2 separate regions of the Mus musculus genome follow, and region 2 is linked to region 1. A link is a loop called in an ENCODE intact Hi-C map of the cell type or tissue named here. Cell type or tissue: gastrocnemius. All regions are shown on one strand. Each heading gives the region's core, and the rest is flanking DNA. Links, peaks and the distances in the headings are about the cores only.

What was found. Hi-C counts contacts between places; a loop is a spot of excess contacts. Peaks named below come from ENCODE experiments on the same cell type or tissue, not always from the same donor. Only the 100,000 strongest peaks of a DNase experiment are listed, where the experiment ranks them.
Region 2: a loop joins it to region 1, with 5 times the contacts of the local background. A loop is called at or near these places in 19 of 42 quality-filtered maps.

What each region holds. Positions count from the first base shown.
Region 1 is chr1:132,300,651-132,311,038 of GRCm38, forward strand. It overlaps Klhdc8a (kelch domain containing 8A), which reads left to right. Exons shown (of 5, transcript NM_144810.5): 2 at 1,875-2,039; 3 at 2,290-2,505; 4 at 3,079-3,180; 5 at 3,949-6,707. The coding sequence ends at 4,142. Among named protein-coding and RNA genes, the nearest start is that of Klhdc8a, 7.2 kb to the left of the region's middle. In gastrocnemius, for the core only: a CTCF peak has its summit at 5,738 (motif pointing left); a DNase peak (open chromatin) is centred at 5,720.
Region 2 is chr1:132,153,097-132,163,484 of GRCm38, forward strand. It overlaps Gm30242 (a long non-coding RNA gene), which reads left to right. Exons shown (of 3, transcript XR_387381.4): 2 at 26-229; 3 at 602-1,046. Among named protein-coding and RNA genes, the nearest start is that of Gm30242, 7.7 kb to the left of the region's middle. In gastrocnemius, for the core only: a CTCF peak has its summit at 4,457 (motif pointing right); DNase peaks (open chromatin) are centred at 4,472 and 4,986; H3K27ac peaks cover 414 bases.

The DNA.
Region 1 (10,388 bases), core at 4,404-6,903:
CTGGTGCTGAAGGCTTGTAATCCTAGCTACTCTGGAGGCTGAGGCAGAGAGTGGCAAATTCAAGACTTCCCTGGCAGTAGAGTTTAGTGGTGCATACCTTTCATTCCAGTACTTGGGAGGCAGAAGCAGGCGAATCTCAGAGGCTAGCCTGGACTACAAAGTTCTAGGATAGCCAAGACTACACAGAGAAACTCTGCCTTGAAAAAACAAAGCAAAGCAAAACAAAACCAAAAACTTGCCTCTGCTAGAGCAGAAGGCTTATGAGATCAAGCTACATAGTAAGACCCGACATAGTGAGACCTTATTTTTTTTTTTTTTTAAGAAAAAATTAAGGCCTAGACACCCCTGGGCACACTGAGAATAATGAGTATAGACCACACCCCATCTCTAGCTTCAATAAATTATGCTGTAAGTTAAGAATTAAGGCTTCCCATTTGGTGCTTTGTCCCTTTGGACTTTCAACATGTCCAATGAGATAAGTGCTGCTTTCATTCTTATTTTAGAAGCAGCAGCATGAAGCCCAGAAAGGTTAATTCTCTGAGGTTAAATAGATAGTAAGTAATGACCATGCCTGTGCTCCATAAAGCCAAATGCGCTCGACGGTTAGGCTGGAAGATGTTTAATGCCGGCTGCTTGTGCTGGTTTCGTAGATGAACAGATTCTCAATCTGCAGTGTATTGGGAGAAACATATCAAACTGGTATCAGTTACATGTGACTAGAGAGCAATGGTGATGCCATCACTTGGGAGGCACCCAGCCAAGTCCTCTGGGCCCCACTTTGAAGCTCAGAGAACCCAGATGAAGGAGGGTGGGTCCAAACTGAGCCCAGAGCTGAATGACTGTGGAGTGGTTAGAGTCTTTCCAGAAGGGGGTGTTTCCAGAAGAGAAGGTGGAATTGGTGCTAATCAGGTGCTTATCATCAAGTCCTGCCCCAGCCTTAGGCTGAGGGCTAGGATCCCCTCCCAGGATGTCTGGGGCTAGTGGGAAATAAGGCTCACTTCCTGCAGTGGTAACCAGTCAGGGAGCCATTGTGAGGAGGGCCGTGAGGAGGGCTGCTGGGAGCAAAAACTCCATGCAGGAACTGAAGATCCCTGAGAAAAGGACCCATTTGGACAAAATCTAGGGAAGCACAAATGTTTGCCCATGCTCTTGGGTACAGTGTGCCGAGGCCCCAGAAAGCTACCCACTGCCAAGAGCAGAAGAGAAAGGTGGAGACTCCCTGCTCTCAGGCCAAGGTTTCTGAAGGGTCAGTTCCCTAAAGCCGCCACTGCCGCTGCCTCCTCCTCCTCTTTCAGATCTGGCCTCTTTCCATTCAGCACAGGTGCCTTCCATATCCTGCAGGCTCTATACCTGTGAAGGAAGATGCCATTTCCCCACCGGAGTAGCAGACAGAACCACTGAGAACCCAGTGTGTAGGCCAGTGAGTGGGGCTAACTCTAGTTCTAACCGACTTCACCAGCTGGAGAATGATCTGAGAGTTGCTAGGAGTCAGGTCACTAGCGGAGGTCATTACAAAGCCTCTCCGCTGGGCTTCCACTCTGGCTGCCTAGAAAGGAGGACAGTGGAGGGACAAACCCGCAAAGGATCATCTAGGGCTAGGCTTCACTGCCATCTGTCTCTGTGCAGGGGTTAGTACACCAGGCTTTGCCAAGGACTTGACATAAGCCGAGGCACATAGTCCATCCGCAGGTTCAGGAAGATTAGCCAGAATAGAGACTTTAAATGGTGCTCCCCACAGTACCAAACAGCTGCAATTCACTAGCCGAGCAAAGGCTGGGAACTTGTCATGACCTCTGAAAGATGGTGGATGCCGCCGGGCCTGTCTCTGAGTGCCGGGGGAACTGAGCCATGTCTCTCTGTGGTCTTTTTCTTAGATTATCGAGTGTATGCCGCAGGAGGGATGGGCCTGGACCTACGTCCACACAACTACTTGCAACACTATGACATGCTGAAGGACATGTGGGTGTCACTAGCTCCCATGCCCACCCCAAGATACGCTGCCACCTCCTTCCTCCGGGGCTCCAAGATCTATGTGCTGGGTAAGGACAAGCTACTTGTTCATCTCCTCTCCTTGTTCCCTTGGGTGAGTTCCCTGGAAAGGGATGCCAACAGCCTGAGCATTTCATGGCCATGGGGGATAATCACATTGCCCTAGCCTTGAGGAGTCTTTCAAAGGACTGAATAACAGAAGAGCAAGCCCAGTCCTCTCTGTTCTCAGGAACTGCTTTTTTTTTTTTTTTTTTTAATTCACCCTCTACTCTCTACCCTGCCCCACCTCCCCACCTCCAGGGGGACGACAATCTAAGTATGCAGTCAATGCCTTCGAGGTCTTTGATATAGAGTCTCGGTCCTGGACCAAGTTCCCCAACATTCCCTGTAAACGGGCTTTCTCCAGCTTTGTGACCCTGGACAACCACTTATACAGCCTAGGAGGCCTGCGCCAGGGCCGTCTGTACCGGCAGCCCAAGTTCCTCCGGACAATGGATGTGTTCGACATGGAACAGGGTGAGCTGGGTCCCCATTCCCTTGGCTCCTTGCTCTCTTCTGACTGGTCCCCACTTTCCCCATCAGGACAGTCTCCCTGGGGCTGGCTGCTTACATATCCAGGCAGCCTTCTCTGAAGTCTGAGCATCCTTCCTAACTTACGGCTATGCTTGGAGTCAGATTCTTTTCAAGGCTCCTTTGGCCTGCTTGTCTGTTTTCACTATGGCCTTTCCTCTCCATCCCCAGTATTTGTGCAGGACCAGCTTAGGGAGGGCCTCTTCCTTTGCTGATGGAGAATCAGGAATCTTGATTACTCCTCTCATTGTCTTTAATCAGATTCCTGTGGGAAATCTAAATAGAACAGGGGGCTCACGGGAAGTCTGTATTTTAGACTGGGACAAGCACCCGAGAAGACCCAAGTGGTAGAGGGTGTCATTTCAATCAACAGGGCATGCTCCCTGCACCCTGGATGCCAGGGTGAATGGAAGGGGCGCGGCCACCAGGGTGAGAGCCACATGGGATTCATCTGTATTTGTTAGAGAACATTAGCGCCTAATCCTCTTTCTCTGTCCTGTCATTATGCGCGGCTTGCAGGGGGATGGCTGAAGATGGAACGCTCATTCTTCCTCAAGAAACGCCGGGCAGACTTTGTGGCTGGTGGTCTGAGTGGAAGGGTCATAGTGGCTGGGGGCCTTGGTAAGGATGGAGCATCTCCACTGTGCTGTGTTGTGGCCCTGGGACTTGGGAGGTCCTTGGCACTGCACTGGAGCAACGGATGGTACTGACTCCATGCGTACCTCCCACTGAGTTACTCCAAAGAATTCAGTGTGGTCTGGACTTGACCTTTCCATGGGCCCCATATATGTTCTTTCAATTTGGAAATAGGAAGATGGAGAGCTATAAATCATAAGGGACACATGAGCTCCTGGGCTGCACCCAGGTCCCTGAGTCCCTTTCTGGGGATAGATAGAGACAAAGGGAAAGTCTTCATCTTTCCTTGACCTAACGCCATTGTGGACATCCAGCTCTTTTAGGATAGCAAAGCATGTGATCAAATAGATGCTCCTAATTCTGGGTTTGAGCCCTCTCAAAGGCTGCCGCTATTTTGAAGGAAAGTCTGGGACTTAGAGGCACACTGAAGTCTTTAGGACACAGTGATAAAGGCAGTGTGTGTGTGTGTGTGTGAACAACCAGAGTTTACTCAGTGTAGACATACTCATTCATGAACAACTATATGGGCTAGATTATGAGGGAAGCTGTGTGTGTGTGTGTAAAATCAGGAGTAAGTATTCTAAAAACTTCTGATATCTAAGACAGGAAAAAACAATTCTATTTTTAAGATGAAAAGGAAAAGAAGGGACAAGGGACAAAGTTTTTGCTTCTGGGTTGGGAGATGGTCACTGTGGGACATGGCTTGGTGGCTGGGCTCCTTGGTCTAAGGTCTGATTCCCCTGTTGCTTTCAGGAAACCAGCCCACTGTCCTGGAGACAGCAGAAGCATTCCACCCTGAGAAGAACAAGTGGGAGGCACTCCCCCCCATGCCCACGCCCCGCTGTGCCTGCTCCAGCATTGTCTTCAAGAACTGCCTCCTGGCTGTGGGGGGTGTCAGCCAGGGACTGAGCGATGCGGTAGAGGCACTGTTTGTCTCTGACTCCTAGCTGGCCGGAGCAGCACCTTTGCCTGGTCAGCATCACTCCAATCCTGACATGAGGAATGGTCTCATCAAAGCAGTTTGGACTACTTCCTCAGGCTCCTACTCCTGTGAAGAGACAGAGAGGTCAAGCCCTGGGGCTCTCAGTGACCTCTCTCTAACCCTGCACTCTCAGAAAGCAGAGCTGACTCCGCCAGTCAGTCAGTGCTGGGCTGTGGACTGGGGAGAAGCTTCACTCAGTGCTCAGACACAGCAGGGCAAAGTTCCCTCCTCTCGTCTACCTCGTGAGGTGGAGGGCATTGCCACCCAGAGGGAGATCCTTGTTGTCCTTCCCCATCTCTGAGGTAGTTTGAGTGTCGTGAGAGATAAACTAATGAAGAACAGGGCACCCCCAATCCCTTGTTTCTCTTTGGTTGACATCCATTCCCCATATAGAAGTCAACTGTAGACCTGCCCCAGATCTCACCTACCTATCAGGAATTGCACTTGAAGCTAGGGCAGTTGTGTAGGAAGGAAGCTGGGGGCTCACACACCAGGCCAACAGCTTTGGCAGAAGAGACTCTTCCTCTCAGGTCCCAGTTGGGCATGTGATGATGGAGTGTCAATATCTTCTGTATTCTGCCTTCTGCCACCTTCTCCTGACCTGAGGCCTGGCCACTCTGTGTCCCAACAGCTCTCAGAGTGTTTCTGCGTGAAACTGTCTCATTTACATACACTGTGGCTTCCAAATCCACAAAGGGTGGATTAATTGCACTCCGGTTAATAACAGCAGCACAACAATTGGCATCTTTATCCCTGTCTTCTTTGGACCCTGGAGACAAGGCAGGAGGGTCCTGGTTTGTAGATAGAAAACCCCATGAGATCATCTCCCACCGTGTTCTCCCGAGAAAGAGGGACCCATTGGCCACCTGCTCTTGAAGAGTGCTACCTTCCCTAGGCCACAGCTGTCCCACTCTCAAAGAGCTCAAAGAGAAAACCAACCAGTTTTTCCTTCTCTTGGTACGCACACATATGTTTGGCCAAGGTTGTGACCATTCAATCTTTTCTAGGTTATACCCATGTCTAACCTTGATCAATTCTGCTGAAGCTCATTTTAGGCAAAAGATGAAAGACCTGTTAATTGACTTAAAAGCAATTGGGTGGCCATAAGGGGGTCAGAAGGATGGATGGATGTGCCTTCCCTTTGGCCTACACAGCAGCTCTTTGTGCTACTTCCCAGTCATTCATATTGGATTAGGATCTAGCTTGGGGAAGAGCACTTACCCAGCATGCTCAGGGACCTGAGTCCCATCCTCAGCACAGAAAGCAAACTGAACTAGCTCTGAGTTAGCCCTGAGGACACCAAGAATAATGACTCCCCAGCCCCCACCCCTGACCCCCAGGCTGTGGAAGAGGCAGGGCTCAGGTGATTAATTGCCTCCCAAGGAGCCAGAGCTGGAGGATAGCCTATCAGGGTTTCAGGGGTCAGAGGCCCTTCTTTCTGGTGGTGGTAGGGGTCATACTCCCCGCTGGATCTTCAAGGACCTAGTGAAACCTGGATCATGAAGGGAGGTGGGTTGTTGGCTTTATCTTTGGGTGCCAGGAGGACACTGCCACCTGCTGGCCTAGCAGTTTTTTCCTCACTGAGGTGAAGCGGAAGATTGTGGCCTCTAATGAACAGACCACAAAAGAAACCTCCATTGCTTATGGATCCAATACCGTTAAGTACCCCTGAACTAACCATTAGAAAAAAAAGAGTCGGGGAGCTACAGAGGACAGGTGGCTTCTCAGAGCAAGCTCCCTCTCCCTTTCCAACCTCTACTTCTGTCCTGCCCATATCATTCCCAACCCAAGAGGAGCCAAGCCATACCACATCTGAGGATAGAATTGGATCCTTTTAAGATAGTTGGAACCTTAGAGGCCCAGCAGGTTCTATGAGGTTGAATTAGATATTGACCTTATCAGAGCAATTTAAAGCTGGAGCTGGTATCTGTTAGGGTCACCCCTGCCCAAGGTCCATTGTGGGAAGACTAGGGATACCTCAGTGAGGGGTGAGGGAAGCCCTTGATGTCTGTGTTAAAACGTGTGGTTCTATATGCCTCACATCTCAGAGGGAGCACAGCCAACGACCTGCCTCAGGCCTCACACATCCAGTTGCCACAGGCCTCCCCTCACCACACCCTTCAGAAGGTCCCTTACCCTCCTGAGTTCCCAGTCTGTCTCACAAGGTGGTACAGTACCTGCTTCAGTACCCTGGTCAGCGCTGAGCACAGGAGGGGGTTGATGCCCAGCTGGGCAACATAATGAGACTCAGACTTCCAGAGTCAGAAACTGGACACGATGCTTACTTTTAGTTCCAACACTCAGAGGCAGGGGGATCTCTGTAAGTTTGAGGCCAGCCTGGTGTACATAGTAAATTCCAGGACAGTCAGAGCTACATGGAGAGACCCCGACTCACCCCATCCCCTCAAAATCAGGACTACTGAAAGGATTTAAATATTGGGGAGAGCATGTGGAAGAATGCAGAGGCATTTCTGGGGACATGAGACTGTAATGCAGGCCAGCAGATCCACAACAAAATCTCTACATGCCTTGTGGAAGAGTCTAGACTTCATGCATGCAGGAAATTAAGAGCAAATGAAGGTCACCATCACACCAAGTTCAATGAGCAGGGCAGGGAAAACAAGAATTTTCTGACTCCTGAACTCCTGCATCAAGCCCATGGTTAGAGCCGGGCCTCCCGAGAAAAGCGCAAGAGCAACACTTTTCCTGCACTGACTGGAAGAGCCCAAGGCAAGGCAAGGTCTGAGCTGACCCTGAGGGGAGCTGAGGCTTAGAGTGGAAAGCTTGGACCATGTTCTGGTGGTGGGTCTCCGGCCTTATTCCTTCCCCATCACAGTGCCAGTGGAAGGAGGCACGGTCCCCAGGGAAGGGGGGAGAGCCAGCCGGCGGCCAGAGCTGGATTCCCTGAGTGCCCTACACTGATGCCGAGAAAAGTTGTGCTCCTCTTGTGCTATGATCCTCTTTGTTTCAATGACTTGTTTCTCAAACGCTAAAGCTACTTGGGCTGCATGGGCAGCTGTGTACCTGCCTTTCAGAAGCCCCAGGGCCCTCGTGTGTTCTATGGAACAAAATGCTTATAATCCAGCTCCTACAGACTCTTGAGAGTGAACACTGCAGACATGCAGTCTATGTGCCTTGACTGCCTTAAGCCAGTTCCTGGCACTGCCCCCAGAACCCCCCTCCCCAACATCTACACTGCCTGTACTCTACTCTCCTTTCTCGCTCACACTTGCACCCTGCTCCCCTTACACGCGTACTCACCATCCACCCTCTCATTCAGACATGCCTCCCTGTGCACACTTTTCATGCAAATGGCCACCCACACTCAAGCACATCTTTACAAACACATCATACACGCCCCCTTATGGACATCTGTCATGCCCATAGCTTTGATTTCACACTCATGTAACTCATGTACACTTGCTCTCAATTGTCCGCTGTGGCCAGACTTAAAATTACCTCCCATCCCCACCCCATCCCCCCGGTTTTTTGTTTGTTTGTTTGTTTTTGTTTGAGACATGGTCTTACTGTGTAGCCCCCACCTCCACTAGCCTGGAACTTGCTATGTAGACCAGGCTAGCTTTGAACCCATAGAGATCTACTTGCTTCTGCTTTCTAAGCATTGGGATTAAAGGCATAGGCCGGCCACCACGCCTAGCTCAGAATCCTTTCAATTCAACCATTTGGCCATGTCTCCACACCCAGAATCTTTATCATTTGAAGGATGGACGGCTACAGCGTTCTGTGCTTCTTGCCAAGTCAGGGTCATCTGTTGCCCTGCCCTGCCCTGTCCCCTCTGTATCATCACTTCTCCCCCTAATGATTCCATACCACAGTTTGCCACTGGGGCTAGAGGAACTTTTAGAAACACACTTGGGCTGAGATCCTTCTGTGTTACCAGTGAGGAATCAGGCCTAAAGGTATTCTGTACTCTGACTCCTGAGAAAGCTGCCGAGCTCCACCATGGAGGGACTACCCGACCTTCCTCATTTGCCCTCTCTGCCTAGTACCTGGCTGATACCCTGCACAGTGCCAGCACAGGCTGCAGCAGAGTACGGATAAGTGAACAGCAGATTGTCCTTTCAGATGGCTTTCCCTGGGGATGAGCCAAGAAGGACCCAGTGCCTAAGCCCCACCCTAACCCCAATTTGACAAGACCTCTTCTCTTGCATAGACAGCTTGTGTGTGTGTGTGTGTGTGTGTGTGTGTGTGTGTGTGTGTGTGTGTATTCACGCGCGCGCACACTACCTCCATCCTTCCAAGAGGAAATAACTCACAGATGACTCAGAGGGTCTTCGGGAGGATGGATAGAGACAGAGAAGTGTCTGGACATTTGGTGCATGCAGGGTCTGAAGGCTGTGGAGAGTTAAAATTTGCCTTCTTGTTTGCCTATGCCATAAGGAACAGCCAGGTTGGACTCCAGGCTGGCCGCCAGTGGCCTTGGAGTTTGTGGGGGCTCCCTGGGTTCGTGAAGCTTTTCTTCTGGTTAACCTTGGATTAGGTGGCCACCGTTTTGGGGTGGTCCACCCTGCTCGCTCACCTGGACAAGATAAAGACTTGGAATCATTGTGCCTACTGCTCAACAGGAAATAAGCATTTGGTCCTTTTCTCCATCTCAAAAGTAAACAAATGTAAGAAAACAATGACATATAACTCTCGTTCCCAGAATCCCCTGCTCCACAGCCCCGACTTGAAGAAGGGGGATGACTGGGGCCTTCCTTTCTAGGTTGTTCCTGTTGGACCTGGGACAGGAGCTTCTAGAGCCTTAGTGAAGCAGGCTCCACCCTAGGCAGACCCTCTCCCTCACACAGTGACTGGCTTCCTTTGCACCCCCATCACCACACGAAATATTTAGTACCCTCTCTGCCCAGACTTTCACTGCATTCCCCCCACCCTTCTGGAGATCTTGGCTATAAATCTGACTGAAGGCTCAGTAACTCAACCTTCCCTTCAGCCTCCCAGCCCTCATAAAAGCCCCAGCCTCAGCTCCCCATAAAGGCTATCCTTCCAGCCTGCCCCTTCCCACTCAGCACTCCAGACTCCCTCTCTCCTCAGCCCCTCCCCATCTGCCTGTCCCGTCCACCCTGAACACCCCTCTGTGCGTGGCAAATGTAAGCCACTCCTTTTCTAGTCCTCTAGCCACAGTTTTCTGAGGTCTCTTCAGGTTGTGATGCTGTCACTAACCCATGTGTCCCAGGACATCCCAGAGAGCCTGTCAGGTGGGAACTATAGGTATAGCACAGAGCAATTAAAGTCAGAAATTCAGAAGCTCAGAGAAAGCACTGACTGTGAGAGGAAACTGTACCCTGCCCTCTTTCTTTCTTTCTTTCTTTCTTTCTTTCTTTCTTTCTTTCTTTCTTTCTTTCTCTCTCTCCCTTCCTTCCTTTTTTCTCTCTCTCTTTCTTTCTTTCTTTCTTTCTTTCTTTCTTTCTTTCTTTCTTTCTTTCTTCCTTCCTTCCTTCCTTTCTTTCTTTCTTTCTTTCTTTCTTTCTTTCTTTCTTTCTTTCTTCCTTCCTTCCTTCCTTCCTTCCTTCCTTTCTTTCTCTCTCTCTCCCTTCCTTTTTTCTTTCTTTCTTTCTTTCTTTCTTTCTTTCTTTCTTTCTTTCTTCCTTCCTTCCTTCCTTCCTTTCTTTCTTTCTTTCTTTCTTTCTTTCTTTCTTTCTTTCTTTCTCTCTAAAGATTTATTTATTTATTATATGTAAGTACACTGCAACTGTCTTCAGACACTCCAGAAGAGGTCATCAGGTCCTACTACAGATGGTTGTGAGCCACTATGTGGTTGCTGGGACTTGAACTCAGGACCTTTAGAAGAGCAGTCGGGTGTCTCACCAGCCCCCCTGCCTGCTTTCTTGCTTCAGTTCTTCCCTACAGAAGACAGACACAGAACCAGGTCAGAAACTAAGCAGAACTTCAAATCCCCTTGCTTATGGACTTGCTCCCACAGCGTAGGCTCTCATAGGACTTCTAGGTCAGCAGTTTATGATCTCTGGTGATGATGGCTCCTTAATCCAGCTTGCAATAGCCACCCCCGAATACCAGACTGTACCGGTGTTATTCAGGGCCACGACGGAGGAATGCTGGCTCCCACCTTCCTTTACCCAGGGCCAGGAGCTGCTGACCCGGCTAAAGAATGTGCTTTGCTTGGGGTTAACATTCCAGGATCAGCTTGGAAGCCCAAGGACTTGTGTTGGCAGCAGGAGCCAACTGGGCA
Region 2 (10,388 bases), core at 3,336-5,835, 150 kb before region 1:
CCTCTTGTGATGCCCCGAAACACAGGCTCTGCCCTCCTCCAGCATACTTCCGGCTCTTATAAGAAATCAGAGTCAAACAGAAGTGCATCTGCCTTTGGCCATCTGGACTCTGCAGAGTGATGCATCCAAGGAGAGGGACTTCACCCAAAGCTCGAGTCCTGGTACCTGGCCATCAAGAAGGATCTCCCCAAATGCCACCCGCTTGATTAGGGATCAAGCGCCTTTCAGAGTGAGCAGTCTGCGGGTCCCAGGGGACTGTGGCAAGGGCTCCTGGAAGGGCAGACAGAGGAGCTGAAGCATCAGGTCGGGAACCAGTTTGCAGGCCTGCGCACGGGAGGCTAGCCTACCACCGCCTTTCTCGATTTTTACTGCTCCAGGCCTCTGACCTCCTCGGTTGTCGTTTAGTTGTTTTTAGATTTCTGCTCCCAGGGGTTCCTGCAGATGCTAATTTGGCAGTCTGGCCTCCTTATTCTGGAGAAGCCGAACACCCTGACTGCCCCGAGGACCAGGGTGGGGGTGGGGGATGGGATGGTGGTGGGAAGGGCTAGAGTGGGGATGGGGAATGGGACTGGGCCACTTTCCTTTTTAACCAATTTTCTAGGTCTAGGGGACACTGGAACGCCAGCTTTCCCTTTTCCTGGTGCCACCCACTGTGAGGGCTGAGAGAGGAGACAGATGAACAAGTTGCCTCCGGAGAATCTGCAAAGTCAGGCAGAGAGAATCTCAGGACTCCAAGATAGGAAATTCTTGAGCAGGAAGTCACCACTCTCCGAGCTATATCGAGCCTCTCCTCGGGCCAGAGCAAGCTCCGCGTCCTTTTTGCTTGTCTGAATATCTGATGCTGTTGGAAAGCAGCACGTGGGTCAGGAGACCTGGGGGCAGCTTCTAGCTCCAAGGCACAGAATTAGGAAGGAGTAAGATCAAAGAGCATCCCTAAGGGTCTCAAACAGGCTGGTGCTGGGAGGGGGAGGCTGGTGGAGGGGGAGCTGACCCCAGCCAGGCACCGGCCTTATCCCAACCACCCCACCTCACTATCCAAAACTCAAGGCTCCTGGCATGCAACACTGCTGCTTCTGCACTTAGGTGAGTCCCAGGCTTAGATCCTGGGAATGAGGGACCTGAAAGCTCCCATTCAGGAATGATCCTAAAAGATAGTCTTTTTTTTTTTTTTTTTTTTTTTTTTTTTTTTTGAGACAGGGTTTCTCTGTTGTAGCCCTGGCTGTCCTAGAACTCACTCTGTAGACCAGGCTGGCCTCAAACTCAGAAATCCACTTGCCTCTGCCTCCTAAGTGCTGGGATTAAAGGCGTGTGCCACCACTGCCTGGCAAAGATAATCATCTTATGCTGGACCTGGTGGTGCAAGGCAGGAAAGTCACAAGTTCAAGGCCTGCCGAGCTATAAAATGAGTTCCAAGATCAGCTTGGGCAACTGAGACTTTCTCAGCCGGGCGGTGGTGGCACATGTTTTTAATCCCAGCACTTGGGAGGCAGAGGCAGGTGGATTTCTGAGTTCGAGGCCAGCCTGGTCTACAGAGTGAGTTCCAGGACAGCCAGGGCTACACAGAGAAACCCTGTCTCGAAAAACAAAAACCAAAAACCAACAACAACAAAAAAAGTGGAAAAAATTAATTGTTTTAAATGTTTCTAAGCATTCTCCAAGTGTCAGATACTTTCATGTTTACCCACTTCTCAATCCCATGAGCTAATGCCACCAGTGTTGTATTTTATAAAAAGAAAGAAACCAGGGATATGTTTGGTGGAAGTGTGGGAAGGGGGGGGGGGAAGGGGTTCTTCTGCGAGCCCATGCTGAGGCATCCCTTCACCCCGAGGGACCAGCCACGCCACACTATAGTATAGAATAGAGTTTATTCAGGACATAGAGAGGGGAGTTGAGAGAAAGGCAGAGAGAGAGAGAGAGAGAGAGAGAGAGAGAGAGAGAGAGAGAGAGAGAAGAGAGACGAGAAGAGAAGAGAAGAAGAGGAGCAGAGGTCGGTCATGAGCACATGGAGAGAGAGGGGAGTGGGGAAAGAGGGTAAGGAGCGAGAGCAAAGCAAGAGAGAGCAAGAGAGAGGGCTGGAGAGATGGCTCAGCGTTTAAGAGCACTGACTGCTTTTCCCAAGGTCCTGAGTTCAAATCCCAGCAACCACATCATGGCTCACAACCATCTGTAATAGGATCTGATGGCCTTTCTGGTGTGTCTGAAGACAGCTATAGTGTACTTAGACATAATAATAAGTAAATAAATCTTTAAGAAAAAAAAGAGCAAGAGAGAGAGGAGGGGACAAGCAGAGCCCCTTTTATAATGAGTCAGGTAACCGTGGGGGTGGAGCTTAGACTAAATACCAATAATCAGCATTGTCCATATATATATTCAATTGTTCATATATCAGACATATCCATATATTTCATAATTAGTTAATTAATTAGAAATTCTCAGGCTGGCCTATAAACTCAAAATCCTCCTGCTTCTTCAATCTCCCTAGCGTTGGGGTCACCCACATGCTCCACTATGCCTGGCTCTGTCTCTAAGACTGAAACGTGAACACAAGGCTCCATAGCTAGTAGCCCATCCATTTGAGATTTGGACCCAGGGACCTGGATGTGTGTGTGTGTTTGGGGGGGTGGGGGAGGGGAGCCAAGGATTGCGGCTTTGAGATTCTACCTCAGTGTTCTCATCCATATACCAATTGATCCTATCCAGTAAGTTTTTAGTTGAAAAGCACTAGAACAACCACTTCCTTCTGACTTAGTGTCCCCTTTCCTGCCTTGTAGGACACAGTTGCCCGAATAGGAAGTAAACAACAGCATCCCTTCTCAGGCCCGGAGAACGCTGCTCCATGGCCTCTGCTGCCACCTGCTGGTTGTAGAGAGTAAGATCGGTCTTGGGGCATTTTTTTAGAGTTTTCTCTATGTGACGTCATCCTTTCTCCTTAGCTATGGGACCATTTCTGGTGTCATAGGACTATTTGACTCCCAAGCCTCCTTCTCTTCTGAGATCCAGGTTGGTAAATCCCAGTGCAAAAGGCTCTACCCCTTCAGCACCCCATAACTCCCCCCCCACACACACCGTCAAGTAGCATGCTTCTGAGTGTAGACTTGGCCAGGGGGCTGCATATTTATCACACCCAGAGTTCCCCAGAGGGAAATGATACAGACCCTGCTCAGACTGGTGGTGAAGCAGGGTTAAGATCCAAACCAGAGAGGTGATAAAACTGTTGCTTTCTCTAGCATCCTGTGTCGCTCCAGAGACCCCTAAACCAAACAGAGATGGAGGTGAGAGCCCAAGGTTTTCGGAGTAGTTGGGCACAGGCTCTACGGCTGAGGTGTGGCCTGAGGCTCCCAAGAGTGGAAACTAGAAATGAATTAGGTCCCACGAAGAGAAGACAGAGTGGTGGGCAGGACCACGAAGAAACAGAACAACGAAAAGGGACTGAAAAGGAGCAGTCAGACAGGAGCTGAACATGAATGAATTTGGTGGAGACTCCCACATCTTAGAGCAAAGTTTGGGGGTTTCACCCAGCTTCCAGGTTTTTGTTCGCCTGCAAGCTAAGAGCAGTTACACTTTTTCTTTGGGTTCTAAGTGCTCAGCCGCTCCAAAAACCTTGGGCTCTCACTTCCATCTCTGTTTGGTTCAGGGGTCCCTGGAGTGACACAGGATGCAACAGCTTTATCAGATACTTAACAGAACTCACGGCTCTGGACAAAGTTTTTCATTTAAAAAAAAATGCTTGAAAAAGATATAAGAAGCCGGGCATGGTGGTGCACGCCTTTAATCCCAGCACTCAGGAGGCAGAGGCAGGCGGATTTCTGAGTTCAAGGCCAGCCTGGTCTACAAAGTGAGTTCCAGGACAGCCAGGGTTATACAGAGAAACCCTGTCTCGAAAAACCAAAAAAAAAAAAAAAAAGGTATAAGAGATAATTTTTTTTGTAATGACTGAAATAATACGAGGCTCCAATTTCAACGTCAGTTAATAAAGTTTTATTGGCACACAGCCATGCCGTTAGGCTTTGTCCTTGACTAATTCCTGCTACACCGGTGGACAGAGGTGGGTAGTTCCAACACAGGGCTCACAGGTTTAGAGCATTTATTATTTGTCCCCTGACCTCAAAGCTTGCAGTCCTTTACCCTAGAAGAAAAGGGTGGTGGGCCCTGGAAAGAAGGGGGACCTTGAGCTTCTGATGGAGGTGGGGACACAGGAGCAGTGGCCTCTCCAAGAGCCTTCCTAGATTCTGCCACAATAAAAACATTCCCCACTTAAGAACCCGAATCTTCCCAGTCCTGTTTCCCACAGCCTGATCCACCACTACGAAGGCAAGTATATACCTCTAACTCTTAAGATCTCTATCAGCACAGGGAAAGATAATGGCAGACCTTGAAGGTTTGTTGACACTTCTGAAAGATACCAGCAGCTCAGCGGCTTGTGAGGTGAATGTACTTCCAGGCTCGGCCACTAGAGGGCAGGAAGGCCCTGCTGGCTGCTCGGAGGTCTGCAGGATTCCCGACCTGGGAAGAGATGCCCTCCCCTGCTGTTTACAACCGTGCCCTTTGATCAGCTCACAGCCTGCCAAGGACCAGGCTAATGCAGAGCTTCCCACTGCGTCGAGGCAGGTCTCCTTCTTGCCTTTTCTCTGTTTCTGCCTTGCAGAACAGACTGACGGGAACCATGAAGGTAAATGGTCCCTGCACAGGTCTATATCATATAAAGGACGCTTTACTCACACCCCAACACCGGACCGTTTGGCATAAATCTAACTCCATTCTCTCTTCAGAGAATATCCTGCCTCCCTCCCACCAACCCATCCTTGTTGATAGGGCTGTAGGGATCCTGAGGATGACCTGTTGGGCGAGGGAGATCGGCAAGAGGGAGGCAGGCCAGAAGGTGCAGTTCCAGAGGTAGCAGGCACCAGGGCACACAGCTGCCATGAGGAGTAGGCTCTTCTAGACAGCTCGGCATTGTGGTGTAGTGCCTGACTGCTGAGAACACACCGCTGCAAGGCAGCGGGGCTTCCCCACAGGTAGATGCCTGGCATGGCCTGACAGGTAAGGAAAGTAGAGAGAACAGCTCCAGGAACCAGCCACTTTAGCTCAGAGTATACTGAAACACCTCACTGAAACAAGGGCGCCCACTGCGGGGCTGTGATGTTCTGGGCCCTGTGGGCTCTTTGCCATACAGGATGGCGAGCCAGTCAGGAGAGTCTAGGCTATTTGTTCTCAGAGGAAAACTCTCTCAGTTCAAAGTGCTGCCTGTCACATCCCCCACACCCCTCCACCCCAGACTCCACATTCCCAGCTTCCCCTATCCAAGCACCAACATGGGACTTGTCGGTTGGCTGCTTTGCAACTCCTGTTGCAGATCCCCACGGAATCTCCTTCAGCCTGCCGCATGTTCACTCTGGGGCTAGAGTCTCACTCCATGATCTTGTTACATGGAAGAGAATGCATCCCACAGTATCAGAGAAAACCTTGGAAAGCAACATCTTTACTCTGAAGAGCCTCTGAAGAGCTCAGGGGCTGGCAGGAATTTGGTGGAGGGTCTATCTTGCTCCTCCAGAGGAGACACATGTTGCAGGAGGGCGGGGAGGGAGGACGCCACACCAGGAGCAGAGGGTCTGGGAAATTCAGGGTTCTTCAAGAAATGGTGGTTCTGCTGTGAAGGAACAGGGGATGGGGATGGGGGTGGGGGAGGAGAATGAGACAGGGAGGGAGGTACCGGGGAGCATGAGGTAGCATCTCTATTATCTGGGTGACCTACAGGGTAATAATGTCCCAGGCTGAACCCAGTGACCTCCTGAAGACCTTTCTCTGTTCCTGCAGCCTGCCTGGCTGGTGACACACCCTCCTCTAAGCACCCTGCCAGGAACAGGCAAATTCCCCCTCGCCCCTCCCTCTTCCCAGCTCAGCAGTCCCTGCCAGCTCCACAGTTTGCCAAGTTTACCTCTCAGTTTTCTCAAATCCACCCCAGCAGCTCCCCTTGCCTTGCTCTCAGCAAAGGCCTCCTGTCTCCCCTGACTGCTCCTGTCCCTGGGGGATGGCAGGCTAAAGGGATTCTGTCCTTTGCCTTCTGCCTGCCTAGGTAGCACACTGTGGGGTTAGGTGCTAAAGCCAGACGCCTTAGGTTCAAACCCACCCTGCAGATTCATAGCTGGGCAAGCCCACTTCATATCTAGAGAAAGCGAGTCTCATTAGTTGCTGTTCCTCATTAGCAAAATCAGAACTTGACAAAATAGGTCTCAGACCTGCTGGGAGGAATACCGGGCTTTTCTATGTGTGCGTTCCTAGCTCCAGCTTCACTACCTCTCCTGCTTCCTCCTTGCTCTGTGCTCAGTCCTCTTCTTCCTCCCTCCCCTGTCACTCCTCCCTCTATGGACCAGCATGTTCTGTCTCCTTCCTCTGCTCACTGCATACTACTGGCCCCATCATGGTGCCCTGCTTCCCTGGTCAGTGGCCTCTGCATTCTTCTTGCTCTCCCCTCACCCCCTAAGATTGTGTGCCTCAGACCCAGGTCCCCAGAGTTCTCAGTCTTGTCTGCCCTTGCAGCCATTAGGGGATCTTGCAAGTGCAGCTTGCAACCACAGTGCTTGCAAGCACTAAGGGATCTGTGAGCTACAGTCCAGGGATGCTTGCAGCATCGGAGCACCACCTCTCTGTACCTGCTCCACTGCTTAGGGCACTGAGGATGCAGTGAGGACCAAGCAAAAAGGGATTATACACCATGGCCTCCAGGTTCCCCTTGGGGCTTCTGAGCAGAGCAGCCAGCAGTGGGATGGGGCAAAAGGAAAGGAACGCCAATCTGGTGTGGCCAGAGGCTCTGGCTCTGATTTTCCTTTGGCCATGAGAGGGTCCTGAGATCCTTGGGACTGTTCCCACCGTGATGTAACAGTGTTTTCTGAGCTGGTATTAGAGCCAGAACTAAAGCTAAGCCACACAAGCCAGGAGCCCAGAGACGGGTGATGTCTGCTAGACTAGTTGGGGTGGGGGGCAGGGCTATGATTCATTCATTCATGCTTTTCCCTCATCTAACCCATCCTTCAGAAACTTTGTGCATATGTGAATGTGTGTGCACATATGTGTGCTGGTGTGCCATGAACATGGAGACACCAGGCATCAACTTTGGGCATTCTTTTCTCTACCCTGGTAGCAAGCCCGTAGGATCTGCCTGTCTCTCTCTTCTGGGTGGCCGTGCCCTGCCTTTCATTCGAGCGCTAGGAATCCCAACTCAACATCCTCACACTTTTGTGCCATGAACAGCCCAGTAATGTTTATGTTACCATGGCCACCATAATCAGTCCCTTCTGACAATGGAGCCCACAACCCCCTGCTTGCTAGGCAAACATCTCCAGAGATTCATTCCTAGCCTCACGCACTAATTTTATTGCGTCATTATTTGGGGAGCTGGGTATGGCAGCAGGTGCAAGAAAGAGAATATTGGATAATACTCCCTCTGCACTGACACCCCCCCCCCCGCCATGTAAATGTCATGAGGGACAAGTGTCAGGGAAGGAAGCTGCACTGTGCACATCCTAATGGAGTAGGACAGCAGGCTGTTTGCCACTCAGTGGTGATATCATTGCCTAAGACTGTCTCTGTAGTCATCCTGTGACAAGGCTCAATCCTGACCTGCAAGATTTAACTTAAGGTAGCGTGGTGAGGCTGCCAGGCCGCTCCGGCTCTAAGAGTCCAGAGCCAGGATCAAGCTGCTCAAGGTATCTGAAAAGCAAAACCCAAGATCCAGCGTTGCCCAGTTGCCCCCAAGCAGCTGCAACCTCTGCCTCTGTGCCTCTCCCCTGTGTTCACCTAGTACAGATCAAACATTTTATAAACCTTGGCCCAGAAGCTGGACAGCCTGCATTTTAATACCACTTCCACCCTTTACTAACTATGTGACCGTGGACAAACCTCCTAACCTCTCTGAGCTGCGGTATTGCCCAGTAGAGCCTGCCTGTGGGTAACTAGCTCTGTTTAATGGGACCTGCACTTGCTTTTGCTACATTGCATGCTGTGAGTCTTGTCTTCCTGTCTCAAGGCTCTAGAGCATTAGGATATAGTTTGATGTCTTCAATCTTCTTCATGCCCCAGGGAGTGGCATGGAACTTCGCTCAGAGCAGGCTGGCCCGAAATACTTGTTGAATGACTTTAAACGATCAGTATAAGTGTTGGCTGAAGTCATTGCACCCTGGCTCTCCAGGAGTGGGCAGGGGTCCTCTGCAAGTCACAGGGAGCTGGCAAGGGCAATGCCAGGCCATCTGGCAGGGAAGGGCAGGGTAGGTGTATCCTCTGAAGCAGGTGTTCCAGGAAGGAGAGTGGAGCCAGCCTAGAGGATTGACTGGCCCACCACCGAGCTTCTGGACCTGGGACAGAAAAGGGACAATCCGCATGGCCCTTCTCGGAGGAGGGCAGCCTGCCAGTTAAGTACCAAAAAAGGCTACCTTAGGAATTCTGAGGCTTCAGGAAAGACAGGGTACACCTGGTAGTTGCCACAATAAAGAAAAGAGGGTGGTTGTGCCTTGAGGGCAGAATATGGAGTGCTGCAGAGCCGGCCCCCTGAGAGGCAGGGAAGTGGAGAGGCCCTTCAGTGTCCCAGCTGGCTCAGGGCTCAGTCTCCAGTCACACTGTGCTTCTTGGCTTCCTGGAGCACAAAGAGGCTGCCTGCTCTCGGGTCTGGAAGCTCAAGAGATCCTTGGGTAAGCTCGGGTAGGGCAGGGGCTCCTGGTGCACCTCCTGGGAGGATAATAGCACAGTCTCATGGGGACTGTGTTCTGAGTAAGTTGAAAACTAGGTTTCTTCTTGTCTAGTTATGTGTGAGGCCTTGAGTCCTGAGGTCAACTCCAGAACCTAAAAAAGAAAAGAAAACAAAACAAAACAACAACAACAAAAAAAGATAAAGCAGGATACAGGAAGGATCGGAGGGGTTTCTTTGTGAATGGTCAAGAAAGATACGGAGTGTTTGATTTCAAGTGAGGGCAGTTGTTCTCCTGCTCATACCTGCCCATACCTGCTTAGAAAACAGCTAAGGCTAAACCTCTGTTTTCTTCTCTCAGCCTGTAACCACAATAGCTGGAACTGTGGATTGGACCAAAGGACCCCAAGAGGCAGAGACTCACAGGAGCGGCTTGCTCGAGCATGCACCCTTTGTTCATTTTGTTACCCTGTATTAATGTATAAACTCATGGACATCATTTCTACATTTTGATTATTACACATTCTACTCCAGTGACCATGTGTGTGCAACTGCTTGTTTAAACATGTGTTTTCCATGGGAGTGGAAGTGCTGGGTCATAGGCTAACTCCACGTCTTACATTTTAAAGAAATTGCCAAACGGCGTCCATTCCTTATCTATCTATAGACCTATCTATCATCTATCTACCCACCTATCCATCTTTCATCCATCTAACTATCTATCCATCTACCTACATATCTATTTATCTATTTTGAGTTTTTGAGACAGGGTTTTCTCTGTGTAGCCCTGGCTGTCCTGGAACTCACTCTGTAGACCAGGCTGGCCTCAAACTCAGAAATCTTCCTGCCTCTCTGTCTCCCAAGTGCTGGGATTAAAAGCATGCGCTACCACTGCCCAGATAAGGTTTTCCTTCCTTCCTTCCTTCCTTCCTTCCTTCCTTCCTTCCTTCCTTCCTTCCTTTTTAACATTCATTTATTTATTATAAGTATACTGTAGCCGTCTTCAGACACTCCAGAAGAGGGCGCCAGATCTCGTTACGGATGGTTGTGAGTCACCACGTGGTTGGTGGGATTTGAATTTAGGACCTTCGGAAGAGCAGTCAGTGCTCTTAACCGCTGAGCCATCTCTCCAGCCCCCAAATCCCCGCCAAGGTTTTCTTAATTAACCAGTTTGTTTGGGGTTTATTTTAAGTCTTGTTTTTGAGAAAAGGCCTTGCTCCATCTCCCAGGCTGCCCTGGAACTCTCCATCCCCTGCCTTCATCTTCCTAGCACTGGGATTACAGAATGCATCAGTGTGCCCTTGCCGAAGTAAAGTTTTCTTTGTAGAATGTTATTTAAGGAGTGATCCCAGAAAACAAGTAGAAGAGTATGGAAGGAGAGGGGAGGAGAGCCAGTAACAGTTATTGAGTCGTAGAAACACCAGACTACTGCATGACTCTGAAGCCAGCATTGGGAACTTGAATTTCAGCATTGAGAAGCAGTCAGGAGATGGGTACAATGTACCCCGAACTCCACCAGCTCCTGGCTGGGGATGTCTGAATGTGTGTGTGTTCATTTCTGCTAATTCTCTTTTGCTAGATGCATAGGTAAGGAAGCAGGCTCTGCTGGAGAAACCCACCTGGCAAAGAGGCAGCACTGTGTGCAGAGGAAGTGCAAACCTGATTAGTGTGGATAGGCAGAGAGGAGTGGGCACCTTCAGCACCTACAATG